7 separate regions of the Mus musculus genome follow, and all the other regions are linked to region 4. The links are chromatin loops, found by intact Hi-C in ENCODE. Cell type or tissue: heart. All regions are shown on one strand. Links, peaks and the distances in the headings refer to the core of each region. The heading gives the core; the rest is flanking DNA. Region 1 has its middle 18 kb from the start of Gm33230. Region 2 has its middle 57 kb from the start of Gm29684. Region 3 overlaps Gm29684 (predicted gene, 29684). Region 4 holds the start of Cradd (CASP2 and RIPK1 domain containing adaptor with death domain). Region 5 has its middle 31 kb from the start of Gm40744. Region 6 overlaps Cradd (CASP2 and RIPK1 domain containing adaptor with death domain). Region 7 has its middle 24 kb from the start of Gm33230.

What was found. Hi-C counts contacts between places; a loop is a spot of excess contacts. Peaks named below come from ENCODE experiments on the same cell type or tissue, not always from the same donor. Only the 100,000 strongest peaks of a DNase experiment are listed, where the experiment ranks them.
Region 1: a loop joins it to region 4, with 2.7 times the contacts of the local background. A loop is called at or near these places in 8 of 42 quality-filtered maps.
Region 2: it touches region 4 in a loop (2.5-fold over the local background); 4 of 42 quality-filtered maps call a loop at or near these places.
Region 3: a loop joins it to region 4, with 5 times the contacts of the local background. A loop is called at or near these places in 7 of 42 quality-filtered maps.
Region 5: a loop joins it to region 4, with 4 times the contacts of the local background. A loop is called at or near these places in 13 of 42 quality-filtered maps.
Region 6: it touches region 4 in a loop (2.4-fold over the local background); 6 of 42 quality-filtered maps call a loop at or near these places.
Region 7: a loop joins it to region 4, with 4 times the contacts of the local background. A loop is called at or near these places in 8 of 42 quality-filtered maps.

The regions. Positions count from the first base shown.
Region 1 is chr10:95,394,160-95,398,159 of GRCm38, forward strand. It overlaps a transcript of Socs2 not described here. Among named protein-coding and RNA genes, the nearest start is that of Gm33230, 18 kb to the right of the region's middle. In heart, for the core only: a CTCF peak has its summit at 1,922; a DNase peak (open chromatin) is centred at 2,432; H3K4me3 peaks cover 693 bases; H3K27ac peaks cover 519 bases; H3K27me3 peaks cover 210 bases.
Region 2 is chr10:95,086,576-95,091,038 of GRCm38, forward strand. No RefSeq gene overlaps it. Among named protein-coding and RNA genes, the nearest start is that of Gm29684, 57 kb to the right of the region's middle. In heart, for the core only: CTCF peaks have their summits at 1,745 and 3,635 (motif pointing right); no DNase peak of the experiment used is centred there; H3K27me3 peaks cover 378 bases.
Region 3 is chr10:95,140,802-95,145,264 of GRCm38, forward strand. It overlaps Gm29684 (predicted gene, 29684), which reads right to left. Exons shown (of 4, transcript NR_131146.1): 2 at 4,204-4,248. Among named protein-coding and RNA genes, the nearest start is that of Gm29684, 2.8 kb to the right of the region's middle. In heart, for the core only: no CTCF peak of the experiment used is centred there; DNase peaks (open chromatin) are centred at 460, 2,260 and 4,130; H3K27ac peaks cover 3,757 bases.
Region 4 is chr10:95,322,018-95,326,480 of GRCm38, forward strand. It overlaps Cradd (CASP2 and RIPK1 domain containing adaptor with death domain), which reads right to left and starts at 1,692. Exons shown (of 3, transcript NM_001330138.1): 1 at 1,452-1,692; 2 at 569-872. The coding sequence starts at 866. In heart, for the core only: a CTCF peak has its summit at 1,889; DNase peaks (open chromatin) are centred at 234, 1,614 and 1,994; H3K4me3 peaks cover 1,363 bases; H3K27ac peaks cover 2,298 bases.
Region 5 is chr10:94,990,046-94,994,508 of GRCm38, forward strand. No RefSeq gene overlaps it. Among named protein-coding and RNA genes, the nearest start is that of Gm40744, 31 kb to the left of the region's middle. In heart, for the core only: CTCF peaks have their summits at 1,603 (motif pointing right) and 2,280; DNase peaks (open chromatin) are centred at 946, 1,626 and 2,286; H3K4me3 peaks cover 1,586 bases; H3K27ac peaks cover 1,619 bases.
Region 6 is chr10:95,216,378-95,220,840 of GRCm38, forward strand. The region is part of intron 2 of Cradd (CASP2 and RIPK1 domain containing adaptor with death domain); the gene reads right to left. Among named protein-coding and RNA genes, the nearest start is that of Gm29684, 73 kb to the left of the region's middle. In heart, for the core only: a CTCF peak has its summit at 1,766 (motif pointing right); DNase peaks (open chromatin) are centred at 1,764 and 2,514; H3K27ac peaks cover 306 bases.
Region 7 is chr10:95,387,436-95,391,873 of GRCm38, forward strand. It overlaps a transcript of Socs2 not described here. Among named protein-coding and RNA genes, the nearest start is that of Gm33230, 24 kb to the right of the region's middle. In heart, for the core only: a CTCF peak has its summit at 2,571 (motif pointing right); DNase peaks (open chromatin) are centred at 1,506 and 1,946; H3K27ac peaks cover 776 bases.

The DNA.
Region 1 (4,000 bases), core at 1-4,000, 72 kb after region 4:
AAAGTACTTGCCGTGCAGTCATGAGGCCCTGAGCTCTCAATCAATGCCCCCCCCCCCCCCCGGAATGCAGGGGAAAGCCACGCATAAGGATTCACTCCTTGGGTTCACTGACCAGCCAGCCTGGCAAATCAGAGAGCCCCTGACCCTAGAGGTAACCTGTCTCAAATACCAAGGGACAGTACCTGAGGAGCAGTGACCAGTGGTTGACTTGCTGGCCCCTGCATGCATGCATGCTTACATATACCCTCTTACAGAGAAAACCCCAGAGCTCAAGAAATAAGTTACCGGATAGGAGGAAAAGGAAGAAGGGGGGTGGGTAGGGGGAAGAAAGGGTGTGGGGGGAGAGGAAAAGCAAGGAGAAAGTAGATGCTATTTGATTAAGTCCAAAATAGCAGAAAGAAAGACTAGAGGCTGTGGTTTGGTTTGGTTTGGGAGCTTTGGTTTCTCTCTCTCTCTCTCTCTCTCTCTCTCTCTCTCTCTCTCTCTCTCTCTCTCTCTCTCTCCCTCCTCTGTCTCTGTCTCTCTCTTCTCTCTGTCTCTGTCTCTCTGCCTCTCTCTCTCCTCTGTCTCTCTCTGTCTCTGTCTCTGTCTGTCTCTGTCTCTGTCTGTCTCTCTGCCTCTCTCTCTTTCTTTCTTTTAGGCATTTCTGGTCAGGAACCAAACTAATTTCAAAGGAGTGAAAGCAGGCTTAATCTAGGAGAAGAGGAGGAGGATCAAGCTCTACTTTCAGTTGGCAGAAAAACATTCCAAGCGGAGAGGCGCGCACAGGCAGGAAACGTGAGCCTCGCTCAGCTCCTGCCTTTCAAGGTGCATTGGAGTCGTCGGTAAGGAGCCCACTTCAGAGCTGGCCTCTGGACCACAAAGAATGGTGGAAAGAATCGAGCTTCCCTCTCAAGTTTTAGGGACGTGTCTTCAGAAACACTCCATCAGGTTTCTAAACGGGATGAGGGGCAGGAAATGCAAGCCGTGTTTTGAAAAGCAGCTCATACAGTTTGTTGAACTATGTGAAGTATCCCCGAAGTTGACCATTGGCTCAGAATCGGTAAAATAAATGACTACTGGCAAAAAGAAAGGGCTGAGCGTAGTTTGTTTTTAAGAGTGAGATTCTCAAGGCAAAGTTTCCCCTCACCACCGTGCTTACGGGCGATTCCTACCACAGAGAGGACTTGTTTCATTTTTGACAAGACCTTAAGAACCCCAGTAAATCCAAGGGTAATACCGTCACATATTTTTCAAAAGTAATAAAGCCCAGGCAATGAAAGAAGTCGCAATAAATCTTAACTTTCAGAACTGCTGACAAGACTTGGGACCCCGTGCTTCTGACTGGATTATTCAATTTGACATTTGAAGAAAATGTAGTCAAACCTGCCTCAAGGACCGCTTACATAACCACAGGACTTTTTTTTTTTTTTAACTCTTATTTAAAACGCAAAGATCAATGGTATGCAAGTTCAAGCCCTCCCCTTAACTACCAGCGTTCTAGTGCTCAAAACTGATTCATGACATCTTTTTCTAGCAACCCAGTGACTGTGGATTCACATTCTAAAGTGCTGAAACAACAGAGTTCTCAAGCAAACCAACTGCCTTCATGATAGAGTGCCAAAGGAAAACGATTGTATCTAAAGAAACACGAGTTGGAACACTTCTTAGGGAGAGGAAAAATCCTAGTAAGAACCCTTGTCATAGGGGGGTGGGGGACACGGGGGTGTCCCCACTCACTCAGAGGAGAAGGGGAAAGGATTGTGGGAGGGGGTGACAAGAAGGGGGGCAGTAAGTGGGAGTAAAGTGAATAAGTAAAAAAAAGAAAAAGAAAAAGAAAAAAAGAACCCTGGTCAGTTGCTAGTAAAGGACTTTGGAAAAGAATAGCTTCTAAAGCAGGTGTTTCTCAACCTGTGGTGGTGACCCCTTGCGGGGTGGGACGAAAGTGACCCTTTCATAGGGTCCCATACCACATATCCTGCATACCAGTTATTTATATTGTGATTCATAACAGTAGCAAAATTGCAGCTATAAAGTAGCAACAAAAATAATTTTATGGTTGGGGGGGAGTCACCACAATATGAGGAACTGTATTAAAGGGTCTCAGCATTAGGAAGGGTGAGAACCCCTGGACTAAAGTCTTTATGGATGTTAAGAAAGAAAAAAGAAAAAAATTAAAAGAGGTGGTAGACGTTGTAACAATTAAAACATCTTTGTTTCACTTTTCGACTTTTAAACAGAATCTTGAAAGGAGCTGTAAAAATGAAAGCCCCGCAGGCTGGGTGTGCAGGCTCTGGGCAAAGCAGGAAAGGGAGATTCGGAGTTAAAGCCAAGTGTCCAGTCTAAGTGTCCTTCCTAGCTTGACATCATCTGCCCCACCCTTGCAACCCAAGTTACATTTGGTATTATTAACTTGAATGCATTGTCACTGTAATTCACGTTGATGGAAAAGGCAGATAAAGGCATGAAAATATTAAAGGCGTTGGCGCTTAGAAGCCTCATTTCCCACTAATTGCAGAAACAATTTCTGTCTGAATTTCTAAGCAAGTAAGTCCCCAGGTGCTTCCTGACCGTTGAGAGGACCATTCTATTTCAGGACATCATTTCGCCTCCCTCACTCTTCCAATGTGCCCCTCCTGTATTACTGGACACTGGTTTGAAATCAGAGGCTTTTATTAGCAGGTTCCTCAGCCCTGTTGATTTGTCTCCTCTATCTGAAAGCACAATTTTGGACCTAGAATGGGAAGTTTCTTTTTGTTTTAACTGGTTTGGTTTGAGTTTTGCTGTTTGTTTTTCTTTGTTTTCCTCTTGGATGCCACCCAGACACCCCCCCCCCCATCCCAATGTGACTGTCTTTGAGTTTTGAGAGTGAGGGAGTTTGCTTTTAAAATAGCCATTTTTTTCAGTCAAGTGGTTATTTGAGGAATTATGACAACTGTCAACACTCTACACAACCCCCACCCTCAAGGTTGACTATAATCTAAAAGGCTATGGGGGAGGGGGCAGTGCTACTAGGATTGCCGATAATGCAATTTAATAGCAGCTTGAATCCCAAGTTCTAAAACTTGACTCATCCATTGGAACCTGGTTTCATCTGTAATGTTTCTACCTAGAAAACTCAAGTGAGGAGCTAAATGGACCGTTTGGTGCAGGTGGAACGCTTTGAGCCACTAAACTCACAAGCAAGCCAAATATCCCTTTGGGGGCAAGATCTAGATATAGTGTATAGCCACCCTCAGGCAAAGCTAATCCCCTTGCTGGATCACCTTTCAGTGGCAGGAAATTAATTTTGTGGTTCCTAGAACCGGGCTCCCATCTGGTGTCGGGAGGCTGGTACAAAGAAAGGCAGGGGGAGGAGAAACTTTTGCTATGGTTGTGTTTAGTCAGTGTTTCTGAAGTGAATTAATTGGTGACAACACTCTTACACATGAAACAAACCCCTTCCCAATCCCACCCTAGAGTTTCTCAAAGCAGCTAGTTTTCCAGAGCCACATGCCACAGCCGTTGATGTCCCTGGAGACTGGGATGAGTTTGTCACGGCTGGCTTCTTGCTAGTTTCTAAAGGCCCTGGCAGAGAATTGCACACTCCAGAGACCTCTGTTTGGGACTTGAAATTTAACTTTAAAGACACTTAATTAGCAACTTAACACAAGCTGATTTGCTCTCGGTAACAAATGTGTCATTTAAATATTAACTGTTTTCAAGAAAGCCTGGTAAAGGCTGGAGATGTGAAAGATAATAACTTATTTATGTCTGAAATATTGCTAGGACTACCCGCCTTTGAAAACCTTCTAACATGTCCCATGTGAGTACCCCGTCACCAAAAAAGTTCCAGGGGCAGGGATTTACTCCGTGTGTTTGTGCCCATAAACACACAGAACATTCATAAGCCCAGAGGCTTTAATACACTGTTGTTTGTGAGGGCAGAGACAACCTAACCGTCCACTGATGGGGACCAAGCCTGTCAACAAGTGTGTTCATGGGCTGGAATATGTAAAGAGCTGGGATCTGAGTAAGGACA
Region 2 (4,463 bases), core at 206-4,205, 240 kb before region 4:
GAGCCGCTTTAGTAAAGGAAATGTACAGCCTAAGGCAAGAGAAATCTGGGGGTGTCGACCAATGAGGTGACTTTGGTCAAAACTCCCTTTCTGAGCTCCAGTTTCTTCAAACAAGAGGATTTAAAATTCCTTCCTGGTTCTATACTTCTGTGACAAAACATTAATTTAAGGTAGTTCACCTTTTTTTTTTTTTTTTAAGGAAGCTATCCAAGACTTTCTTCTTGCAAGACTCTGCTGCCACTCACCGATGTGCCCACACTGCCCTCCTCTATTGATTGAGCTCCCACTTCTCTTTTCTTCCCATTATCTGGGTAATCTTTCTTTCTTCCTGTTCCTCTTGAGTAAGTGCCACCCATCCTCCGAGGTTCTTTTGAAGGCTAATGTATTTGCTGTTTATATGCTGACTAATGGATGAGACTGAAGTGTGTGTGGCAGGAAGCGAGTCCCTTGCTCTCAAACCTGCCTTTCTGCTTAGTAAGTATTGGTTAATTGCTGGCACAGTTGAGAGGCTCAATCTGTAGTGGCAGATCTGAGCAGCATCACAGTTGGTAACGGTGCTAGGAGATCAGCAGACAGCTACGTTTTTCCCCTTCCCAGTCACATAGAAAAGATTGGCCTTGACAGACCTCTATCCGGGCAAGTATATTAGGGCATAATGTGGCACTCCAGAATAGTGGAAAAGACTCAGTTCTGTTTAAACATATTTTATCTCATCACCATTCAGTCTGCAAATACTCACTGTGCAATGACCCTGTACCAGGCGCTCTGCTAAGTACTTTACATAAGTCACCTTGCTTGACGTTCATCATAAATCCCATTAGGTTGTTAATATTAGGTTCCTACTGACGCGTGGGGACACAGATACGCAGGGGAGTTAAATAACTTGCCTAGGGTCACTAGAAAACAACAACAAAGCCAAGAAGAGTCCATCCCAGGCTGCCTGATTGCTAGAAGCTGAGTGCTGACCCAGGCTTCCAGCCATGCCTTCAATAAGTACAGGCTCCTCCTTCCATCCTAGAAACCAGGAGAGACTATTTAGAAGACAGGTTATTGGGATTCACAGAAGCCCTACAGACAAACACAAGCTGTCATGGAGCACACAGCAGGCCATGGGAAGGCTCCCGGGATGTCACATGCATGTGGTATTTCCTACAACAAGCTGAGGAAGGCCAATGATGCAGGGCTCTCCATACCAAGGTCATGAAAGAACCCACAAAGTGAACGGCCGTGGGAAGGGCGTGACTGTGTATTATAAAGACAGATAGGGAGTCGGCAGAGGAGGGAGACTGGGGTGTCTCACTGGGGTTCCAGAACAATGGTACTGACTGTATGCCAGGGTGGCAGGGTTCTACGAAGAGAAGAATGATGTAGTAATCCGACGTATGCATCAGGGAGCTAACTCAGTTTGTAGTTTGAAGTTAAATGAAGTGGGTGGGGTAGGGTGCATATGCCTCTAAACCAGCACAGAGAAGGCAGGGTACACTCAGAGCCAGCCTGGACTTCATAAAAAGATTCCGCCAAGAAAGAAAGGGGGGAATGTGTAGCAGGCTCCTCCCTTTCCAGCAGAACCCAGGGCTTGTTCAGCATTCTCTTCTCACAACCATGGCTGTTAATAAGAATCTTCCGAGATGTTCTGGAGAGGTTTTCTCCCTCCTGCGTGAAGCCTGACAGGACAGATGGCTGTCCTGTCTCTGACTACGCCGAGTACAGCACTCAGAAGGGATCAGGTGGACTAGCTGGAGGATGAAGCTGCCACTTGGGGGAGTTTGAGGCTAAGAGATGCAGAGGGCTCAGTGTAACCATGGCTGACAGACGCGCTTCGGCCCTGAAGCAGCAGATCCTTGGAAGGAAACTGCTCGTTGGTTTGCTGACTTGCTATTTTCTTTTAGGATTGTTGCTTCTGGCAAACCTAGGCAGAAGGCTCGCTGCCACCACACCAAAGCTGGTTTCTGGCTTTTGTCTGGAGACATCTCCTCTCAGTCCTGCCACTCTCATCCTCCCTGTGTGGGACACACACGAGCTTTCAACATGCCCACAAACCCCTCGGTTTCCAATTGAGTTCAACACCAGTAAGCTTCGGATTGGGTGGGGGCAGACTAGTGAATTTAGAGTGCTGAGTTCCTGTTACCTGGGAACCTGCCTATGGTTACCGTATAACTCTAATTTTTTCAAAGTCTATTTTTAATGATGGTTATTAAATGCTTTAACCTCCCTTTCAACCCACCAACCCACCATAGGCAGTGGAAAAGAAAGGATACAAAGGCAGTGGACCTGTTTAGAGGGGTTCTTTGGAGCAACTCCCATCTGTGTCGTCTGGAAATTGACAGTTCTGTTCACAGGTTAGCTACAGCAGCCTGATCCACTCACAGGCACTTTAACTGAGACACCAGCAGACCAGTTCAGTAAAGTTAGAGTTAGCAAACAGGAATCAGCAGCGGTGGCATGACCTAGCAGAGACAGCCAGGCCTCAGCCTTGGCACAAGTCAGTAGGAGGGATGGCAGAAGTTCTTGGCTGTGCCTCTCTCAGCAAAGTGAAGATCAGTGAAGACAGTGGAGACACAAGACCAACAAGCATTGCACAGCTAGCTCTATAAGCAAGCCTAGCTCAGCCTCCATCACTGTCCATTGAGTCCTTTTTATACTCCCTGCAAATATGTGTCCTCCACAGGTCTCGCCTCAGCACATGTGTCTGTCTCAGCTGACACCACTCTGCCAATCAGCCCAAGTCCTTGGAATTGGCAAGAAACTGCAGCACACCACCCAAAGTTTTTCGGCATGTTTCTCTCTATGGAGTCTTGACAAATGCAGCTCAACTACACAAAGGAAGGTGGACCAATACATGCTTTGCTAGTGAGGAATCCTTCATCATATGTCCTTTCACCTTCTTGCTTTAGCAGAACGTTCTTTTTCATGTGTCCACTTCAGCTAAACATTCCTTCACATGTTTGCCCCAGCAAAACACCATCCAACCGACTTTCCGAAGAACTCTTACGTTTCCACTTCACTACAATCCTTATGGAAACTCTCTAACTCCTATAAAGCAATCCATTCCCCAAGCCTCTAGATTCCAGAAAATGCTCCCTGCTGTTGCTCCTTGTCTAACGTGGGGAAACCCTGCATCCCACTCCTTCACTGATCATGCCTGGGTAACTATCAGCTCTCTGGTTTTCTAGAACCCCACCTTGAGTCTACTTCTCTGTTGTGTTGGGATTTCAGCAGGGCTTGTTCATGGTGCTCATCTGGGGCATTTGAAAAACAGATGCCAGGGCAAACTTTAATAAGTAAGCACAGTCAAACCGCAACCCCAAGAAGCCAATCGGGGAGAAACACCAGACAGGAGCATTATAGACTACTGTACAATCCAGCAGAGGTTTGCCAAGACTGATGGGAAGTCTCAGGCCAAAGGCAGACATCAGAGGAGTCCTCTGTCTCCTAGGATAGGCTGTCTCATTCTTACTGGGCTCGATCCCTGCTTAGGACAGAGTATGGCCTCTATGGAAATCTAGTGTTGGGCTCCAGAGCACATACTTCTCTCCTGTGAGAGGCAGCCGATGAGGTATGATTTTTTTTCAGGGACCCCCCCACATTCATTCCATCAACACTTAAGAAAAAAAAAATTATGTGAGTACACTGTCGCTTTCTTCAGACCCACCAGAAGAGGGCGTCAGATTTCATTACAGATGGCTATGAGCCACCATGTGGTTACTAGGAACTGAACTCGGGACCTCTGGAAGAGCAGTCAGTGATCTCAGCCGATGAGCCATCTCGCCAGTCGGTCGACACTTTTGGTATTATCTCCAACCTTGAATGTTTTCACCTTGCTATAATGATTTTCCCCAACAAGGTTGTATTCAGGTTCAAAATGTGACAAAGCACGATGCTGTACACTTTCCATCCCAGCATTTGGGAGTCAGAGGGAGGTAGATCTCAACGAATTAACGGCCAGTCTGGACTATAAAGTGAGATTCCGGCCCATGGGTGCTGCATAGCGAGGCCCTGTCTAAAAAGAAAGAGAGAACAGAAGGAAAATTCTTAACAGACAGACAGACAGACAGATGACTGCAAAAGAGCTAGCTCCTGTACTTGAGAATGCGCCTGAGAGAAAAGTTCAGTATGCCTTCTCAGTCAGATAGCTATGTCAGCATACCCTGCTACAAAAATATTGGCTGGCTGACTTAGCTAACGATGCAGTCTTGGTGTTATTTATTATCTTACAAATTTATAACCCCAGTGTTCTGATGATTAGACAAAGTCAAAACCTGACCTTGTCAGCATGCCAGCAATTTATCTATCTTCAAGTCAGGCTCCTGTTAATCACATTCAAGAGGCTGGTGGGGATATCAGCTTGCCCGCTGCATGCAGAAAGCACCTTCAGAAGGACATGAGCATTTGAAGGCCTGCGGATCAGTACATTGTTCCCCAGAGGAAGCTAAGATCTAACTGAAGATTTCTGAATGTGATGT
Region 3 (4,463 bases), core at 202-4,201, 180 kb before region 4:
GGGAGGGGAATGGGGGATTCAGGATCAGGTGTGGGGAAAGACAGGAGAGATGGCCATGAAAATGAATGGAAATCTGCAACTGACCAGAGTGAGGAGGTGCAGGGCATCTCTAGGACAAGACAGAGACCTGGGATGAGGGATATGCCCAAGAAGCAGTGTAGGGTGACTTTAGCTGTGACTCACAACATTGGTGATATGGAACCGGAAAAGGCCACCTTCTGTAGCCAGACAGGAACCCCTTTGGAGAGATAGGGACATCAACCCACCCACAAAATTTTCAACCTAAAATGAATCCTGTTTACATGTAATACAGGCATGGGGAATGGAGGAGAGACTGAGGGAATGCCCAACCAATAACCAGCCCTACTTGAGACCTGTCCCAGGGGCAAGCACTAACTCCTAAGCCTATTAAGGATACTCTGTTATGCTTGCAGACAGGAGCAAGATGTCCTTTGAGAAGCTCCACCCAGCAGATGACTCAGACAAATATCTGGGAACTCTTAAATGGGGCCACCGTAGAAACGACTCCAGTGATTTAAGAATAGGCAGGCTTTAGTAGAGAAATACAGATCAGGGCTAAGAAGGGAACTGCCACTCAAAGTCCCTTTCCTTATGGGTAAAACAGAGACCAGCTCAGACAGAGAGAGGCTCTGCTTATGAGTCTCCGTGTGGTAGGGGAACTCACTTTTTATTGGGTTCGGGGGTGCCATTCAGGCCTGGTCTGATTTGTAGGACTCCATTTCAGGAGGTCAGTATCTTGAACAACCCAATCTGTGGTAATATGGATATAAATGGTGCAGTTGCAGCTTGGAGACTCATGTCTCTCTGGCAGCCACTGTGAGTTTTGCCAGACAAGTACATCAGAAGATGCAGGAGCAGGGGCTAGCCAACCCATGAGCACATCCCAGGGAGATGGCACCCTGTGCAGACATCATTTCCCAGATCCTTCATATCCTCCACAGAGACTCTCCTCCCCATCTCTCTCTCCTCAGTGCTCTATTTCTCTCACTCTGCCTGTCTCTGCTTCTTTCCAGTCTCTCTCTCTTTTTCCCTCTCTCTCAATACCCTTCTCCTTCCTCCTTGATTGCCTGAAATGTTTTTCTATTAACTTTTTTTCTTTATGTTTCCCATCATAACTTAATAAGTAGCCCACTCTTCCTCCCCAAATGGATGGCCAGATTTAACAAAACAAACAATGCCCAGTTCATCTGAGTTTGGACTAAATGGCAAATATTTGGGACATGCGTCAAAAAGCAATTTCTTGTTTATCTAAAACAAGTCTAATTTCAGTATCTGGCACTGTGATCCCCAGCTCATGGTGGCTCTGTGTAGGCATCAAATGTTTTCTTGTAGCCCTTCAAGATAAAATGCTCTATGATAAACTTTATAATTCTCTCACAATTCAAAAGATAGGATTGAAAAAAAAATAGGATTGAACAATATTTCCTGAATGTTCCAGAGAGTTTGGGGTCTCTTGTTCATGCAGGACACCCATGCCTGGGTCTGTAGGAGCTCTTTGAGTCCAACCACACCACATGTGCCCTTCCTGAACCAAAGGTCAAGGGAGGTTCCAGGTTAGCCAAATGCCAACAGACACATCAGGCCTCCCTGAAAGAAAAGGTTGATTTGCATATAGTAGGAGTGAGTCAATTAAATTGTAAGCTTTTTCTTTCATTTTTGCTATATATTTGATATATTCTCAGAATGACTGGAAGATGGGGGCTTTAAAGAAAGAACCCCCTTTCTGGAGCTCCTTTGGGTGTCCTTAGGGGTGAAATTTATAAGAGAAGGTGTGTAGGTGTTCACTGCCAGGCGATGTGAATTCTCACTGCTGACAAGAGCTTGTCATCTAACCTGTCACCTTCCTGCCTGTTGATATTTTTATGCGTGTGAAGGGCACCAAGCTGTCTGAAGGAAGCTGGACCTGGAGCCTCTGCAGGCCATCTCAACGTCCCTTTCCACCCTGAGTGACTCCAGCAACTGATGGAAGTTCCACAAGCAGCCCAAAAGAACAGATGCCCCATTCTCAAGGTCCTAAGGAAGGCTGCCTCCAGGAGCTGCCATTTCTGGTCCAGGCCAGGCTTTCTGCTCTGCCGGCTGGAGGACAGCCATCCTTATTGAGTGTATTTCCAAGAAAGCAGTTGACAGGCTCCTGGTGCTATTCCTGGAAATGTTCAATAGGCCATCCTCTGGCAGGGCCTGCTGCTGACGGATGGGTCTGAAGGGGTACCTCGTGCTCAGCCATCTATGTCGGGTCTATTTCCAGGTGCCTCTGAGCACTCCCATCTCCATATACCACGGGCTGTCAGCTGACTGGGGCTGTAGGCCTCTGCATAACTGCTTCCTCCCTGGCAGGACAGTTGCCAGGTGGCTTGCTGCTAAATGGAGACAGGCGCCCTGTGACTATAAATTATAAAACACCAGGTCCAGACGATGTGCTTGCTGTGTGTCCCCATAGTCAACTCCACGGGGGACCCTTGACCACAGCCAGAGGGCATTTCCTACAGCAGCTTTGACTCTCTCACAGCAGCCGTTGGAGAGAGGCCAAGCCTGCTGCAAGGCAGCCTGATTCTTAGCAATCCTCAAAGCTGAGAGTTTCCACTCGATTTCCTGGCATGGTGTGGACCGAGGTTTCTCAGGGTCAGCACTACATGCATTTTCAACAATCCATTTGTGTGTTGGGGGTCATATGTAAGCATCCCTAGTCTACTTCTACTAACATGCTGGCAGCATGTTCCTACTGGCAGAAAAACACAAAGAAAAAAAGACTAACCTGAACTACCTGGAAGGTGCAGGCTGAAGAGCAGGTCTCTGATGACAGGGCTGAGAGGATACTGGGGACTGTGCTTCAAGCACTGTCCTTCACTGCATAAGCTATGCTCCTTCTGACAATCCATGTTTGCTTTTGGAGACAGGACACAGACAGACAGACAGACAGACAGACAGACACACACACACACACACACACACACACCAGATGTTGCAGAATGTCCTCTTAGAAGGCAAAATTGCCCTTCATTGAAAAATCACTATCTAGAGTCAAGGAGCAGGGCCCCTGGGTGATGCCAGAGAGGGGGCTGCACTTCGGAGGGATGTTTAGTCTACAGACAAAGAAAGGAAAGCAGCTGAGGCTTCTGCAGAGCTTAAATTGAAGCGTGGGGCTCCCCTGAAAGAAAAAGCCAGGCTGGCTATTTATAAAGCTCCCTGACTCTTAAGTGAAAACAAAGATATACTTTAGACAGCTTTCTCCCCCTCTTCTCTGCTTTTATTGTGACTTTGAACAAGAATAATGGCTCTCTGTCCACCTGAAGAAAGAGAACAAAATCCCCACCCCCACCCCCGTCTTTCTTCAAAAAGGCTTTGGGAGGCTTTTGGTTGCTTTAGTAGTTGTTTTGGTCATCTTGTCATAACCACTTGCACCCACACTCCCCATCCCCATCCCGCCCTCCCCATACACGCCCCCCCAACCACCCCCCCCCACCATCATCTTAGGAATTATCTTTTCCTGACCAAAGTAGTGAGAGAGGACAGTAGGGGTGGGACCGTAGATAGAATCTCCTTGATTTTTCTTCACAAAATTCATAGGCTTTTCTTTATACTTAGAAACTGGCTGGGAAATACCCCTTGCCTATATAGGAAGCCACTGTTGCTTTAAAAAATGACCTTGCTGTTATATAATTCACAGCTGGCTTCTCCACTCCAGCTTTCAAGGAACTGTAAAGAAATCTTTAAAGATCTGGTTCTACTGGGCAGAAATCACAAAGGAAAAAAGGGAGTAACCTGAACTCCGCAGAGCGTACAGGATGAAGAAAACAAGGCTGCGTGGGTCCTGGGGACAGCTTCAAGCCCTCTCCTTCACAGCACAGCCTGTGCCTAGGAGGACGCAAGGCCACATTTGCTTTTGGAAACAGGGCACTGTGATTAATCAAAGAAAACAAAACCAGCTTCATTTCCCATAACAGGTCCACGGAGGGCTTTTCTAAGAAAAACCTTGATCAAAATGTTCCTTCTGTTTCCCTAAAGGCTGATGAGGGGGGATCCATGGAAGTTAGGTCCTGAAGAGTCCCCTTCCCAGAAAAGAGCTTCGTTATGCTAATTCACTCAAAGCAGTAGGGCAAGAGCCAGTCTACTGTAGCATCATTGACCCCTCTGGCAAAAAAGCAAGCAAGGGTGTCTTGTCCCTGTACCCACTTGGGTACTCACCTGTTCTCTCTGGGCCATTCTGATCAGTCAGGCTTCCTGGAAGACCTGGGGGAACAGAACAGTGAGCACAAGAGTCAGAGAAGGCAGGCAGCTGGGAGCACTGTGGCCAGCTTGCACAGGCTGGCCTCTCAGTAGTTTCTTGCTGTAGGGCCGGTAGAGTGAGACAAAGAGACAAAGGAGATACAGCCTGGGGTGCCAAATCAATTCAGGAATCAAATAATATTTTAATGTAAATCATTTAAGTAAAACTTAGTTTCTAA
Region 4 (4,463 bases), core at 210-4,209:
GGTGTCTGCACAGAGCTGAATTTTAAAGGGCCACTTTACACCAACAGCCTTTAAAAACAAACTAAAGGCAGGCTTCAAAATAATCCCCTTGGCCTTGGAGGCTGGCTGTGGGGACAGGTGCAGGACATGCCTTCCTAGAGGCTGTCTCCCATGATCTGACCTCCTCCAGCTGGCAGCTTGGCACCCCACAAATCAGTTATCAGTAGGCCAAAGCCTGCATTCCCATCTGCGCTTTCCAAACGGTTCCTGTTGCCAAAGGGCTCAGATTGACCTGGCTCTCCGATGAGAACAAGCCTCCCATGTGACTTGCCAAGTTCCCCTGGAAGCATGTCTAAATTGTACTCTCAGTTCCCTCCTTAACCCCTCAGCCTCAGGGTTCATGTTCCCTTCCTTCCTCGAGTTTCCTAACACCGCCTCCTCGTCTTGACCCTCCGACGCCATGCCCTCTGCATCCAAACCGTTGCCCATGCTCGTGGCCCTGGTCCCTCCTAAAAGACCAAATTCCAATCCACTGGGCATGGTTGCAACACTTCCAGAGCTGTTTTGAGGGGATCTCTTTGGGGCCTACCTGTAGGCAGCTCGGCTGTGACTTCCTCTCTCGCCTTCTCCAGCTTCTCTCTTACCCAGGGAAATTCCTGGAGGGAATCGAGGAAGGTGTCAAAAGCTTTGGGGCCCCTGGAAGGCAGGATGTCCAGCAACAGCATTGTCTTCCGGAGGCCTGTGGTTTGAGCTTTGATTTCTTGAATGTGGTTTTCTGTCAAAATTCCTTCCTGGTAAAGGTACTGAAGAACCAGTCCTTCCACCAGTACCTCGGCACCCAGCTCCAGACGCAGGGAGCGGAGTACCTGCTTGTCTCTGGCTTCCATTTCTTCCTGGAAAGAGCCAAAATGAGCACCTAGGTTTCAGGAATGCTGATGGACACCCCCCCCCCCAAAGTCAGTGTATTGCTGCAAACTCATTAATGAGCACCTCAAAAATCAGTCAGGTCTTTATATCTTAAGAGGCTGCTGAGCCACGGTGTTTCCTAAGCGGCTGTTAAGCCAAACCACGGATATTTCAAACACTTCCCGGCATAATGAACGACACTCATTATGGATGTTTCTACCTCTGCTTCTCACGATAATGGGGCCCTATTTCAATTCCTTGTGCAGTAAGAGAGCCAACAGAAAACAGATCTGATCCCTTACTTAAAATGCAATCCCTAAGGATTACAGATTTATTAATCTATTTATATTATTATATAAAATTAAATGCTAGAAAATAGTGGATTTCAATATTGCTTTGCCAGAGTTAGTCCAGCACCCACGCTTTAGAAACTGCTAAAAAGCACCAGGGACATTTATTTATAGACCCTGACCAGCAATAGAAGACAGTCCGGAGGAAAGAAGTTTATAGAGCATTCAAAGAAAGGACAAGCACCCTCAAGAAAATGAGTGTTTGTGTGCCTTTACCGATAAGCCTCACAAGAATTCGGAATGTGGGTCGCAGTAGGGCCGTGAGCACGCATGCATGGGACACTGAATGAGCTCAGGTCGCTAGTGTGCTGCGGGGTGGCTTGCGGTGGCAATGAAGGCAAGGGGAGCAAGGGTGGCGGGCGGGGCTTCTGCCACCCTCAGCCCACACAAGCGGGACGTCGGATCCCAGCCTTGCTCGCGATCTTCCGCCAAATCGGGAGGTGGCAGGTGAGGAGGGCGTGGGTGACCGTTTTGTTTTGTTTTGTTTTGGCAGCGTGTTTCCATTTGGAACTTGTAAAAAGTTCCCTGTCTCGGCAGCTGAAAGCCGTGGTTGTGGCACAGTTAGAGCTACCGACGATTTTCACGGTAAATGAAGCCGCAGACTGTCCTCTCGGAGGAAACCGACCCCCGGCACCGCCACCCGAACCCCGGTCCAGCCCCCGGGAGAGCCGCGCAGGGGCGATGTCGCCACGGCGCGGGGACAGCGAGAGAAGATGGAGTCATCTTACTTACGTCTGCGACCACGTACCGTTTAAAAAAAAAAAAAAAAAGAATAACTAAAACTACAACCGGAATCCAGACTGCTAGGGAACCTGTACCATAAAGACCATCTTTGTTGAGGGCAAAAGTCCTAGACAGGAAGTATTGCGACCATCTTTGTTAAAGGCAAGAGCAGGAAGTGCTGTAGCCATCTTTGTTGAGGGCGCAAGACGTCAGGTTGAAGTTTGTTCCGCCATGTTTGCTGTGGGAAAAGAGGCACACTCTCCTACATTAAAAAAGAGAGAGAGTGGTTTAAAAACTCTAAGGCAGTAGTTCTCAATCTTCCTAATGCTTTGACCTTGTAATATGGTGTCCCCCAACCATAAAATTATTTTTGTTGCTACTTCATAACTAATTTTGCTATGTTATAAATCCTAGTGTAAACATCTGTGTTTTCTGATAAGTCTTACACTGCCACTGTGAAAGGGTTGTTACAGAGCCACAGGTTGAGAACAGGTGATCTACGTTATCTAAGTGAAAGAGTAAATGAATTGTTGAATCTTAACAGAAAAAACTCCATGAGAGCCTGACTATAATAAGCTAGTCAAAAGTTAATCTAGCAGTTAAGCCCTGAGTTCAACTCCCAGTAATATACACCTACATGCACAAATTACTTCATAAAATAAAACAATTAATAAACTCATTAATTAGTTGGGTGACATGTAACAAAAAGGATGTGTGTGCTAAAAAAATTTTTTGACAATAGAAAAAGAATATTTCTACCAGTACCTCCAGTTGAAAATAAAATATCTATAAACATATCAGTAGACACTTATAAATCTCCTTCCTCAACACCTTTCAACTGTATGTGCAAACTTACAATGCTAATATACTCCAGGGTTTCTATGCAGGCACTAGCTGTCTTACTGACAGTGTTTTTATGTAAGTGGTAGGAATTCTTTTTAGCATTTCAAATCATTGCAGTCTAGAGAAGCAGGAAAGTCAATTGTATCATCCAAAATCTCACAGCCAATACAGAGTAAAACCTAAATTCTAACCAAGTCCCTCTGATCTCCTGCTCTTTCCAGTACACCACACAACCATGTATGATTGACTCTATTCTTCTAATGGCAGTCAAAATATTGCTAGTGAATCACCCAACTGTCACCTCCTTGCACAAGCTTGAGCTACACAGAGGGTCCTTCATTATCTTTAGCTCTAGAATCATTGGTCTTTAAAAAAAGGAAAACAATAAAAGGTGAATAACTGTCAACAACAGCTTCGGTGATCATCCAAATGAGTATAGAGATAAATCTCTTGTGCACTGTATAAAAACATTGACCTGTCAATAAAAAGCTGATTGGCCAATGAGCTTAGGCATGAAGTTAAAAGGTGGGACATCCAGCAGAGAGAGAGAGAGAGAGAGAGAGAGAGAGAGAATATGTTGGGACAGAGACAGGTGAGAGAATGACCCCAGAATGCTGATGGAGACCAAAGCAAAAACCTGAGGACCAGGTAACCAGTCATATGGCAGGATTTAGAATAGAATAATGGGGTAATTAATTTATGAGCTAATGTTTCTTGTGAGTCAAGGAACAGGCAAAGTTAATGAACTAGGTATTTGTAAATAGGTTTGAATCTCAGAATTTTTATTTCAGTAGCAGGGGCCAGGAGAAAAAACAAAAACATACTGAAATACACAACTATAGGAAGAGGAGAGTTAAACCTTTAGCTCAGAGGAGGGAATCTTCCTACTTTGCCGGATACTTGATCACACTATGAACCCCAAGATTTTCTTATTTATTGAAAAAAAAAATCTGTTTCTAGTTGTGGTGTGGCTCAGCCCTTAGCACACAGCTTCAGTCCCTCTTGCTGGAATACAAACAGGTCCTTAATCCCAAACAGTGGAGGTAAAGTTACTTTGTAAAAATGAAGCACCCATGTTTGAAAGTGATATCTAGTTGAGTGGCAAAGTGACGAATCAGAGAAAGACTGGACAGAATTGGATATGCCCAACTCTCACAAGAGGAGAGAGGAAAGGAAGCCGTGAAGAAGGAAAGAGGACAATTTTACCCGGACAGTTTGCAGAGAGAGGACAAGCTAGACACAGGTAAATACAGAATGAGCCAGAGAAGGAGGAGACAGAAGATTAAAACAGATTTGCTGTGGATAGCCCTGGGGCTAATTATATTTGATGTTCACTCTGTTCTCCTGTGAGGGGTTGTGAACAAGGAATGAGTCAGCACTCAGGTGATTTCCTGTAAACCTGCTTCCCACCTTAAAGTGTAAAATAAAGGAGAGCTGATGATTGGGCAGATAAAAGGGAAGGTAGAGTGAAAGGAGCAGAAAAAGAAAGAGAAAAATGGAAGAGGGAGAGGACACAGGGGAGAAGGATAAGGAAGAAAAGCAGAGCAGAAGCACATGGCCTGGGGAAATCACAAGTTCTAAGGGGTCTCATAGATGTGGAAGATGGTAAAGTAGCAGTAGATCTGCCCAGTCTAGGTTCACAGCATGTATTCATATTAATTG
Region 5 (4,463 bases), core at 286-4,285, 330 kb before region 4:
CACCCACCTCTCAGAATGATCCCAGCACATTCTCTGGTGACCTGTTCACCCCTTTAGACGGTGCGGTGCTCCCTCAAAGCCTGTCATGTGCACACCCTGCCCTTACTGCCTTTTCTGTATTCTACCAGCTGCTTACTGATGTATAACTACTGCAATGGTGCAGTTACACCCTCTCGTTCTGGAAGCTCTTTGTGAGTTCAGGTCCTTGGGCCTTACTTATAGAGTCTGATTTAGTAAGAACAAAGGTAGGGTCAGGGATATATAGTCTTAGATGCCCCCTATCCCAGTAAACAAAACAAAACAAAACAAAACAAAAAACCAACCCATGACCAAGGCCTCTCAGCCCAGTGCTTTGTCTGTGGATTAAGAGCTACAACTAGAGTTGCCTAACATCTTCTGACCACTTGATAGTTCCTGAGCTGTATCGAGCCCTGTCTATGCAGGCACACCACTAACTCTAGGTTTAAACCACTGACGACTCCATTTTACGCTGTGAACACAGGGGTACAGGGAGCCATCAGTCTGTCCAAGGACACTGTGCCTCCCATCCAAAGCCTGTTCTCAATGCTACGTTTTCCTTTGTCGTCTGCCTGCATGGTCCTGCTGGCCAGATGGCTTTTGTTCTCCAAGTGGCCAACCCCCTCCATTTTTCTGTGGCTTCTGAACACATTGCATAGCTATCAGCTTAAATCCCCTCCAATTGGTTAATCATAGTTTTATAGACCAGCACAGACAGCCTGAGTCCTCTCTCTGTGGTGTTGCAAAGCTAAACTCAGGCGTCAGCTGGGACTTGGTTTTTCGCAAAGCAAGCTTTGGCTTCTCTCCCAGCGCCCTGGCCACTGTCAGAACTCACTTTCTCACAGTTTGGCTCTCAGCTCTCTCCCGGCTAGCCAAATTCCTAATGAACAACCAATCAGAGAAAACTCCACAAGAGTCCTTTTGAGTCTCCAATCTCTTCTGCCAGGAACATTCCAGTCCCTTTAAAGTGTTCAGCTGATTGGGCGAGGCCTGCCTTGGACAAGCTTTAGATTTTTAAGATTGGCAGACCCGGGGATCTTAACCACACCCACAGATTCTCTTCCCAGCAGCCCTCAAGTTCATTGTTTGAACAACGGAGTGGAAGGATGTGTACATTGTGGGCTGTCAATCCACTTTTATTCTGTCACGCTACTTGACCTCCAGGACCCAGCTCAAGTGGTGACTGCTCTCCTCCATCCACAAATCACACACACACACTCCATTTTTCCAGTGGACTATGGTGTTTTTTAAATAAAACACTCCCCCAAACCCGGGTCCATTTTCTGCACCAACCTAGGCTGTTTCTAGAGAGCAGGAGCCTAGACTGGGACATCTGTGTTCCCAGTACCTAGGAGAGCGTCTAGCTTAACACATTCGCTGCTAGAACGATGTGCCAGTTGAGCAAGCTCTCCAGATAAGAGCGTTTCTTTCGGAATCACGTAGGACAATGCTTGCGGGGAAGTGCTAGAAACCTTCAGCGAGGCTGTCTTTGATTCCCCAGGTCTTTGAAGGCAAAGATGAGCTCCAGTTTACTTAAAGCTCCTCTGAGCAGAAGCCTCGGCAACGGTGAGGCGGGTGGACCACTAGGTGTCACTCAAGATTCAATAAAGAGACGCAGGTCCTTAGAAAGCCATTTCTACCTTCCCTGGGGGAGGAAAGTGCTTAGGTGGTCCCCAGCCATTGTTTCTGTTGGTTCACGATCCCTCATTAGCCGCTGTTCTCTCTCTGCGGACGGACGCATTCTGGGTCTAAAATAGGACACCAGGCAGGCACCACGAGAGTTGGAACCTCCCGACTGTCGAATACAGCCTCGCAGTTTTATAGACAGGCAACTGACGTGTGTGTGTGTGTGTGTGTGTGTGTGTGTGTGTGTGTGTGTGTGTGTGGCTTTAGGGTGTGTCTGAGTTCCCTCCTACTCAAAAGTGTCTGAGATCTTTCTCAGGACCAAGACCCCTAGCTCCGGAGCTCTAGAGCCCAAGATGAGGAAGGTAATAGGGAACAAAAAAAGTAATAATCGGCCGTCTTTTTCTTAGAAACGAAGGCCTCAGGAGTGGGGGGACACTGTCTCCTTGGGATCAAGGACTGCAATTAGCCACCGGGCTGAAGGGAAGGGGCTAAGAGAGGGCTTGTGAGGAACAGCTCCTTGGCTTGATCTCTGGTTGAGGTTTTTTTTGTTTTTTGTTTTAAATGGCCCTCTAGAAGTGAAATCTAGGCATAGGGCTCACCAACTGCCAGGTTGTATTTTTCTTCACCCTCGGCAGAGGGCGCCCTTCCCCCGTCTCAGCTCCCTGCTGGGCCAAGGCCTGAGGCCAGCCCGAATCTTTACCCAGCCGTCTTGTGAAGCACCAGGGGCCAGCTGGCTCATTACACTGAGATAATTCCGGACACACTTATGTTTGACCTTGGACGCGGTCTTGAGATGTTCTACCCCTTTGGCCCCTGTGGTTCTAGGGCACATTGCTATCTTAAGTGAATATTGATTTGCCTTTCTTGGTGCTCCTGGGAAATGAGAGGTTACCCCACTGAGAAACCAGTTAAAGAAAGCTTGTTCGGAATGGAGAGTCCTGCCGGGCTTCATACACACACACACACACACACACACACACACACACACAGAGAGAGAGAGAGAGAGAGAGAGAGAGAGAGAGAGAGAGAGAGAGAGAGAGAGAGAGAGAGAAAATCTAATCTATCAATGCAATACATTCTTTTAAAATCTGGGAGCCTCCGGCCCCTCCCCCATTTGATTTGCTCGTTCTTCTTTGCATGAAAAAAAGTCATTCATTCATTCATTTAGTTTTACAACATGTGTTTTTATTAGGCACATTCTGGATGCCAGGGACCTGGCTTGGGAAAGCGGGCTGGCTTGCTGGTTTGGGTGAAGTAACTTGTGGGAAAGGAGATAACTGAAGAGATATTTGTAGGGATAAGAGTGAGCTATGCCTGAGATGACAGCCAGAGAGGAGAGGCAGAATGGGGTGGGGGTGGGGATGACAACAAGCCTTACCTGAACCTCAGCCAGGACTCTTTTCTGCCTCCCCTCCCTCTTGGGTTGCAAACTTAACAAAGGAAGTTGCGAGTTTTTGCTCTCCGCATAGCCCTTCTCTAGGTGAAGCCAGAGGCAGAGTGTGGCTAGACTCTGTTTCCAGCTTTGCACCACACTCCTGGGCTGAGCACCAGCCATTTTGCATGTTGAATTCACATCACTCATTGCCTGTGAGGCTTAACACGCTCTAAAAACAAGATGCCCATCTGGGTGCTGCAGCTGTTTCTCAGTGCTTGCCGAGCAGGTATCAGGATGCAGGTACCAAGGATGCAGGAAGGACCTTAGAGACCAAGGAGGAAGGCTGCTGGCTGAGAGGTGTTACAAAGGGATGATTCTGGGTCTGGGCCTTTAAGAACAGGTGAAATTAAGAATTAGTGTGTTCTGGGGAGACATGAAGAAATGTCTATTGACCCAGATAGGACATCCACGGCAGACCAAAGGAACAATTCTACTGTGGTGAGCCAGTGAATTTATTAGGGCTACTTGGTGACACAAAGGCTTGTGGCACTGCTGAAAAAGCTTATCCCCAAACTGCTAACCACATAATCCCCAGAGCTTTCTGCACAACTCTCCGGTGTGTGTGACCCAGGTTGGCTGGGCTCCAGTCCCATCTCCCCTCCCCCGGCCTCCTACCTCCAGTAAGTGTCACTGCTCGGGTTGGAAAGATGGCTTAGCGCTTAAGAGCACTGACTGTTCTTTTGAAGGTCCTGAGTTCAAATCCCAGCAACCACATGGTGGCTCACAACCATCCGTAATGAGATCTGACTCCCTCTTATGGAGTGTCTGAAGACAGCTACAGTGTACTTACATATAATAAATAAATAAATCTTTTTTAAAAAAAGTGTCACTCCTTATATGGTGTTGGGAAGGGAGGGCCCCTCTTGTGAATTTCCATAGCTTCTTGAAACTCAGAAGTTTTGTTTATTTCCTTAACAAGCCTCTGTTCGAGTTGGGGTGGAGGTGGGCATATGCTTCAGTTCCAAGGAAATATCTACTCAGCAATCAGGACTGGGTCCTGGATAGTTAGAAAGAAAAAAAAAAAGATTAAGACAAGTCCAGTATGCTTGTTAGCCTCACTAAGACAGAGAAGTTTGCCTCCACCATCCATGTTATCTGTAGTCCCAGAGCAGGCAGGTGGGCTCTCTGTGGCCCTGCCTGTGTCATTCTCAGAACAATGAAGGCAGAAGAAGGCAGAGGCTCAGGTCATCACCTCTACCTGCAACTGCAGGCAGAGCTCTGAATAAGGGGTTCAGACCACTGCTCCTCCTGTGCGCTCCTATAGCGGGCAGCGTCTTTCCTGTTGCCTTCGTGGTCTGCCCTGCCGGCCTTGGCCGCCTGCTCTCTGCTCATTTCACGATGGCGGCAGTCTCGTTCCCCTTCTTTAACCAAGCCCTAACTGGAC
Region 6 (4,463 bases), core at 179-4,178, 110 kb before region 4:
TGTATTTTATCTTGAGTGACACCAGGCTACCCCCCTTGAGTCTTTCACTGTGACACCAGGCTACCCCTCCGGCAGTCCGTTCTTCAAATAGGAACTATTCTCTAAGCTTTTCCAGGGAAGCATAGAGTGAGAAATGTTTTGAAAAACTGTGCCAACTTACATGTGGTTAGCAGCATCTTAGGATTCTCATGAGTATTTCTAATCTAAAATTAAACTTCTTATCAGAATCTCAAACTATTACAAATTAACGCAGAGAAACAAAGATAAGTGAAGAAATTCAACCAGTCTGAGTGAAAGTCTCATTTGTTTCTGAAGTTAGCCTTGAGACAGAAAAAACTACCAGCATTACTTTCCTCTCTCTTTCTATTTTGAAATAACATAATATTAATTTTTATTATTAATATAAAATAACAATAGAATTACAAGAAAATACTATAGTCTAATAAATGTATTCATTGAATATCACCTCACATACTTATAGTTTTGTGGTGTTAACATTTGAAGTCTGTTCTCTGAAGTTTTAAAATAAATGTTGCATTGTTAACTATTAAACACCATGCTGTGTCCTCTTGTCTCTCAGAAACTTTGTATCGTTGGACCAGTATCTTCCCAGCATAGCCCTCTTCCTGGCCCCCAGTATCCACCATTCTACTCTGGCTTCTATGATCTCTATTTCACATATTAGCGGAATCATGAGACAGTCATCTTTCTGTGCCTGGCTTACATCTCTTAACAATGTGTGTATGTGCATCCTTTATCCATTCATCTGACAGTCTCTAAAGTCAGTTTCATCTCTTGGCTATTCAGAATGACACTGTGAATGCAGACATCTGCTCAACCCACCTATTTCATTTCCCAATAGTGGGGCCACATTGTTTTAGTTTTCGGAGGATTTCCATATTAGTTTCCATAACGACGAAAATCTATTCATATAACATTGTATTTTATAAGTCCTCTCCAAAAAGTTCCTATGGTAGCTGGGATCCCCATGTTTGAATAAAGACAGAGATGGGGGAGGAGGAGGAGGAGGAGGAGGAGGAGGAGGAAGTGGCGGAAGAGGAAAGCTATGATCAGTTATTTGTAGGACTAGTGAGGGTGTGTGCATGAATGTACATAGAATGTATTCAATGCTTTTTATTTGAGGAGCTGCTGATAATAATTACTGTTAATTGACCTCTTTCCATTCAGGATATCATTCTTATCATAAGAAATTCACTTCTAGCCAAAATTTGGAACCTAAGAGCCAATATGGTCAGGGTAAAGTTAAAGATAGTGACTAAGCCTGACAAACCACATTGCTTTTTCAAACTTCAAGTACTTTGATTTTTTTCTGGCACAAGTATCTCTTGACTAAAAGACAGTTGGTGAACTAAACCACAGATTTCATTTTTCTGAATAACTAGAAAAAGAATGGGTGAAGCCCTCACTATTTCCAAAGAAGCAGAGACTCGAAGTCAGGATATGGTAGCATGAAATTCCAGATGAGCCAAAGTGAACCCCCACACAGTATTTAGGCCACGCCTGGCGGAGCTGTACTTCGAGCTGACCTCTTTGCTTCTGGGAGATGAGGAGGAGACAGGAGTGCCATTGGTTCCTGGGAGGGATCCTGCGCACTGTCTAACCAGAGGAGCTCTACAGGAGCCGCAGTCGTAAAGTGTTCCTCAAATGGGCTACAACTCTGTGGCCTTGGGTCAGCTTCCACAACATCCTTCGCTCGGGCAGCATCCATCTCCAGCTGCTTATGACTCTTCAAAGAAAACTCCAGTAGAGGGCAGAGCCACAGAGCGGTGGGGGAGACAGGAAGCGGCGCAGGCTCAGGCTCAGGGTGTTCCTTCCAAACAGTTCCGACTACTTTTATTTACTGTAAGATCTCTACTTAGAAAGCCCCACACGGGATTTGTGAAAGAGATAACAATAACAACAACAACGACGACGACAACGACAATATAATAACTTGGACTATCTTGGCTTTGTCTTTCTACAGTATTATTTTCTATAAACATCTCTCCTACAAAATTCCTTCCTGTCTAGAATGCTGAAGATACAGAGTTTTAGCCAAGTTCACCGAGGCATCTGACATAATGTGGGCAATCCAATGCTGTTTTCCAGCTGGGAGCTAGCAAGGACACGAGGTAATCCACGGAGCTCCTCTGACCAGCTCAGGCTGGCCTCTCAGTCTCCCTCCTCCCTCCCACCGACCTCCATCCTTATCCCTAGGAACTGGTGGTATACTTTAAAGTTTAAAACCTTTTTTTTTTAAAGTAAAATGTGTACTTGATATTTTAATTTTGGCTGTGTGCCTTAGTCATTTTCTATAATTTCCCAAGCCAATCAGTTCTTTCTGTCTCAAATTACCAACAAGTAACCGGCCTCACCCATTTTCCAATTCTTTCTGACTAGCGTAGGGCCTGCTGTATCGAGGCTGCGCACACTCAGTGAGTCTGGGGAAAGCAGTGCTGGCCTTGGCCTGAGCAGGCACCTCGCACTTTCTAGCTGACTCTAGTGACAAGCCAGCGACTCTGAAAACAAATGACCACGCCAGGCATTGCTCAGCTTCGGCTTGGAGGGAACACGCAGCTTCCTGGAAAAGTACTGAGGCACTTCTGGGAAGAAAGGACACTCTCTGTTGACACAGGGATTGGACAACAGGGGCTGGGTAGAAAAATAAAAAGGAATGGCCACCGTGGTCTCTGACATACAAGGAAGCCACAGAAGGAAGGAGTGGAGAGCCGTGGCCTCCGCTGTGAAGGGAGGCTGCAGGAAAGCGAGTCTTCAGTCTCATGGGGTCAATGACAAGGCCCAGTTCCCATGGTTCTCAGTGTCCTCACATGTCCTGCCTCCTCTGACTCCACACACGATGCTGAGAGTAAAACAATGTCCTTATTTTCTCAGGTTGCCGTCAGTGTGACGAGACACAGTGAGGAGGAAAGGCCCGTTTCACCTTTCGGTTCTCAGGATACTTTCATCACTGAGGGAAGCCAGGGCAGGGACTCTAGGTAGGAACCTAGAGGCAGGAACTGAAGCAGAGGTCAGAAAGGAATCCGGCTTACTGGCTTGCCCAGGACCACCTGCCCAGGGGTGTCACCACCCATAGTCACCTGGGCCCTCCCACATCAACCATTAATCAAGAAAATGACCCACGGACTTTCCCACAGGTTAATCTGATAGAGGCATTTTCTCTTTCTTTCTTTCTTTCTTTCTTTCTTTCTTTCTTCTTCTTCTTTTTTTTTTTTTTTTTTTTTTGGGTTTCTCGAGACAGGGTTTCTCGAGACAGGGTTTCTCTGTATAGCCCTGGCTGTCCTGGAACTCACTTTGTAGACCAGGCTGGCCTTAAACTCAGAAATCCTCCTGCCTTTGCCTCCCGAGTGCTGGGATTAAAGGTGTGCGCCACCATGCGCGGCTGGAGGCATTTTCTTAATCTGGGTTTCCCTTCCCAGATAACTCTGGCTTGCAATGAGTGACCAATATAAATCAAAACAAAACAACAACAACAACAACAAGTCCACCGTGGACGGTGAGAACTCTGGTTTCAGACAAGTCATGTGACTGCAGTGAGCAACTTGAGCCCAGAAAGCCTTATCTCTTTGAGATCTAGCCCGCCAGTCAAGGAACCAATAAGCTGAGGAAAATAGAGATCACATAGTGGGCCATTTATAGCTAGGGGCGACTCACATTCAGGACCTGCTGGAGTGGACACAGTTTTTATTTTCAATTTGATGTTAAAGAAAATGAAAATCAGATAACAGAGTCATCTTAGTTACTTGCAGGACTAGCAGAGCACATCCCACTTATACTTGTGAGATGTAGCCTCATTACTCCTAACAACGCTAAGCTTAACAAATACACATTTTAAAACTCCTTCTCATGGAGAAAGCACCCAGAATAATTTGCCAATTGAAAATAACTTTCAAAGGTGTCTGGGCATGTATATTTTCAATAGAGGACTCATCTTTCTTTTTTTTTTTTTTTCTTTTAAAGATTTATTTATTTTATGTATGCGAGTATACTGTTGATCTCTTCAGACACACCGAAACAGGGCATCGGATCCCTCCCATTACAGATGATTGTGAGCCACCATGTGGTTGCTGGGAATTGAACTCAGGACCTCTGGAAGAACAGTCAGTGTTCTTAACCACTGAGCCATCTCTCCAGCCCGAGGTCTCATCTTTCTAAAAATAGAAGCAGAGTAGTGTACTATGCTCCTTCCAGTGTTTCTGCATGTGACTGAAGAATATGTGAGGACAAATATGGTAGGCTGGATGGTAAGTGCACTGTCATACACTGTATTTACATGATTGTTATGGTTGTGCTCAATCTAGATCTGAACAAAGGAAGCCTTTGTATTGAACAAAAAGGGGGAAGGTTGTGGGTTGCACTGTTGCTGTTTGTATTATGATGTTAATTCTGCTTCCTCGGGAGGGGCTGCCCTCGAGGAGATCAGGTGATCTCACGTGAACCTTCTC
Region 7 (4,438 bases), core at 439-4,438, 66 kb after region 4:
CGGGCAAGCCTTGTGACCCTTGCCAACTTGTAACACTCCTGACTCAGCTTCCCAAGTAACTGGCATCACAGCCCCGTGCCAGCACACCCAGCTGAGACTGCTTTTAATTATAGTCACTATAGCTAATTTTGATATGTGATCATTTGAGAACTTTCAAGCATATAAATATTAGATTGGACAACGCCTTTTGCTGTTGTTCTAGAGGATAAAAATGCAGATCACTGGCATATTGAATTTTTAAAGAGGCATGCCTTCTTTCATATATACCTACACCCTATCCATGCAAGGACAGTATTATCACATTCCCATCTGTCCTGGAACAACAGTGACCGAAATCCAATTTTAGTTGTTTTTTTTTTTTTTTTTTTTTTAAGAATCTTCCAGTTCAGAAGAACAGGAAGAAAAGGAAGTGTTTGGAAATTGAGCCTTGAACAGGTAAGGTTTCCTGAGCTGTTTGAGCCAAGCCCGGGTGCAGGCATTCAGTGAGGCATTCTTCTTCCACCATGCCACAAAGTAACTGAAGCTTTTGCAGCCAACGGAACCTCATCAGGAAACAGTACCACACTCCAGCGGAGAGATGCCAAACTGAAACTATGTGTGTTACATTCACAGGGATGCTGGGTGCTCGCTGTGCTTTTGCTTGGCAAACCAAACCAACATTTGTTCTCCATATTCCATCGACGTGAGATCAGTAGATCCTGGCGAGAAATTTCCCAGATGTAGTTTCTCCTATGACAGCCGTCAATCATCTCAGCAAGCATGGGATCCCAAGCTTGGTTTTAACTTGGGTTAAAGCAATCGGCGAGGGGCAGGCAGCCTCTCTTCTGGTGGAGCTTGCCCAGAGTCTGATGGGTTTGATTGCATGTCCTAAGACTGTTCCATGCAGTTCCTGGGAGCCCTTTAAATTGCCAAGCAATTGCCACAGATGATGCTATGTTGGAAAAAATGTCTTGAGTCTCTCTGTAAAAAAGAACGCAATGAAATGAGCTTAATGAACAGAAATTTGATGCCTCCTCTTCTTCTTCTCCTACTCTTCTTTTCTTTTCCTTCTTCTTTCCTTTCCACTTTCTCTTTCTTTACAAATGGGTTTCTTTTTTAAAAAAAAAAAAAAATATATATATATATAACTGTTTTTTACTTTATGTGCACTGGTGTTTTGCCTACGTGAGGGTGTATGTCTATGTGAGGGTGTCAGATCCCCTGGAACTGGATTTACAGACAGGTGTGGGCTGTCATGTGAGCGTTGGGAATTAAGCCTGGTCCTCTGGAAGAGCAGCCAGTGCTCTTGACTGCGGAACCGTCTTTCCAGCCCCTCCAATGGCTTTTTTAATAAAGCAAATAAGACGCTAAGAAGGATAAGTGATTTCCTGATTATGTAACTCGAATCTAATGTAGCAACTAAATTCCTTTCAGGAAACTGGACCGAGTCCCATGTAATAACAACATCCCGTTACCAGTGTCAAGATGGAATGTGGCGAGGTGGGAAGGAAATATGTTCGAAATCGAGAGCTGTGATGTCCGGCTGGTGACTCACAGAGCACCCTGGGCTCTGCTTGTGAAAGGCTGACTTGGGGCGGGTCACCTAACATTTCCGAGCCTTGGTTTTCCTAAATGGAAACAGAAACGACAACAGTGAGTATGCTGGAAGATCAAACAACGACCCCCGAGAAAATGTCAGCATCGCCCGGCATGGCTGCCACAGGATAGCGTCTTAAAGCTGAAGTCTGCTGACATTCAAATGTCTGGGTTTCGAGCTATTTTTGTTAGCAATGACGTCCTAAAAATAGGACACACTGTTTATTTGCATAGCTTGGGAGAAGAGCTATGACTCGGGTCTTCGACCAAGTAGATTCAGTGGTGGAGAACCAAAGAGCCTGGCGAGAGCCTCTTGGTTCAGACCACATCCTGGACCTCACTCCAACGAAGTTTGAACACCCGTGGAAACACAAGCCCCTCCAATGCGACCAGCCAGGCCCTTGAGAGACTCCCTTCAGGAGGAGCTAGTGTTAGACGTTTCCTGTTTCAATGAGAGGACTGGCTGACACCCTGGCTATGAGTAGTATGGGCCTCCAGATTTCATGGGCTCCTCTCCTCACTGTCACCGCTGCTCACACCTTGTTAGGGAAGCCTGTTCCTAGTTTCCAGATTAAAGATCTGGTGGGGGCCTACGCTGTCCTGGGAACTGAGCATCTATCAGAGATGTCCATTCCCTGAAATAATCCCTCCACGATCTCTTACAGGCCTATCATCTATCCTGAGACTCTAGTTAGGAATAGATTCATGGGCATGACCAGTAGACAATCAGAAGCGCCCATAGTTACTCAAAATATAGAGTAACTTCCCAAATTTGATTTTTCATTTTCATGTTTTCTTCATGTCAATAACATATATCTCACATGATTTTACATATTAACAAATGGTGTGTGTGTGCAAGCGCATGCACACACACACATGCATAGATGTGCTAGCAGTATTCTTATCATTCTTTCTTTTTTTTTAAAGATTTTTTTATAATTTATTTATTTATTACATGTAAGTACACTGTAGCTGTCTTCAGACACACCAGAGGAGGGCGCCAGATCTCATTACAGATGGTTGTGAGCCACCATGTGGTTGCTGGGATTTGAACTCAGGATCTTCGGAAGAGCAGAGCAGTCAGTGCTCTTAACCGCTGAGCCATCTCTCCAGCCCCCTTATTATTCTTTCTTATTGTATCCCTAGATTTATAAGTTGTCCTGTGTCTCAGTCCACAGTCACACACTCACGTGACTAGAAAGCCACATGCTAATTAGGTCATCAGCAATGTGAGGTTCCTAATTTTTCAAAGATTTAAATTTTTATTACATATTTAAAATTTTCGTTGTCAACTTTTAAATTTTCCATGACAATTAATAGAAGAAGGAATGAGAGTTAGTAATAATAATAATAATAATAATAATAAAGTTAATGCGGGGGCCCAGAGCGAGTGGGGCCAGAGCAAAAGGGAGAAGGGAAGGGGGAAAAAAAGTTAATGAATAAAGATACTTTATAATGTACCAAGAATGGGTATCCATGTTTATTTTTTTTAACCCTGCATATATACAAAACAGTAAATGGAAGCTCAGATTCAAAAGTTTGCGGGGAACTTACAATAAAACTGTTCATCGTGTTTCTTTAAATCCAGACTCCTCGTGTGAACTCTTAGAACCATTTAAGAGTTCAGCAAGGTACCTAGATAAAAATTAATATCGCCAAATTAACAGTGACATTATTATGTATTATCATGTACATACAGATAACTAAGGGCATAACTTTTAAAAAGTGTCCATTAATAATAGCAGTAAAACTGTGGGGAATTCGCAGACAGGCATAACAAAGGGTGACTGAGATGGAGTCAAGTTAGATCGACCCACAACACAGAGAGGTAAATGACAAGACACAACATGGGCAATACTTTCCAGTAAATACAACCGCATTGAAACTACAGTTAACATCTACAGTTTCCCCTGTGGTATCTGGCAAGTTAGTTCTTACGTTCATACTAAAGAATCAAGAACCAGAAATCACTAAGATAACAGAAAGGCACCTGGCCACACTAGACCAAAAGGCTTATCCTAAAGCCATGGCATTGGCTAACCCAGCACAGGGCACCGTCAAGGGCATGACAAACACATGCCCGTGGAAAAAGCCAGCAGGGAAAACACACGGCTGTTCAGTGAATCATACTAGGTCAGGCGCTTCTCCATCTGGAAAGAAAGAGAAAAGGAAATCCATATTCTACATATTCACAGAATGATTGTAGGACCTCACGGTAAGGAAAAAATGATATCGCTAAATCAGGCCCGAGTGGGAATTGACATGGAAGCCACCACTGTAAAGCATGAAGACAGTGTAAATTAAGAAAATATCTAATAATTTTTTTTTTTTTTAAAAAGCATGACAGTGGTTGGGTCAGGTTTAGGGGCACAGTGCTGAAAACGGGCAGGGCCAGCAAGTGCAACTTCTACTAACCCATAAAAGCGTTATTATGCTGAATATATAAAGTCTCCCAAATCAATTAAAAAAAAATGCCAAGAGAATGAGCACAAGCTAAGAGCAATGAATTCTCAGAAAATACAATCTAGCCACGCCTTTAATTCCAGCACTTGGGAGGAAGAGGCAGGTGGATCCAGACTAGCCTGGTCTACAGAGTGGTTTCCAGGACAGCCAGGACTATAACAGAGAAACCTTGTCTAGAGAGAGGAGTAGGGGGGGAAGGAAGGAGGGAGGGAGGGAGGGAGGGAGGAAGGGAGGAAGGAAGGAAGGAAGATCTAGAGGACAAAAGATACATAGCACGATATGCAAATTTTAGATGTGTTGGGTTTTTTTGTTTGTTTGTTTAATTTTCATTTCATTTCTTTGACAGAGTCTTACTACATAGCCCAGGCTGGCCTGAAACTTACTATGTAGACCAGACAGG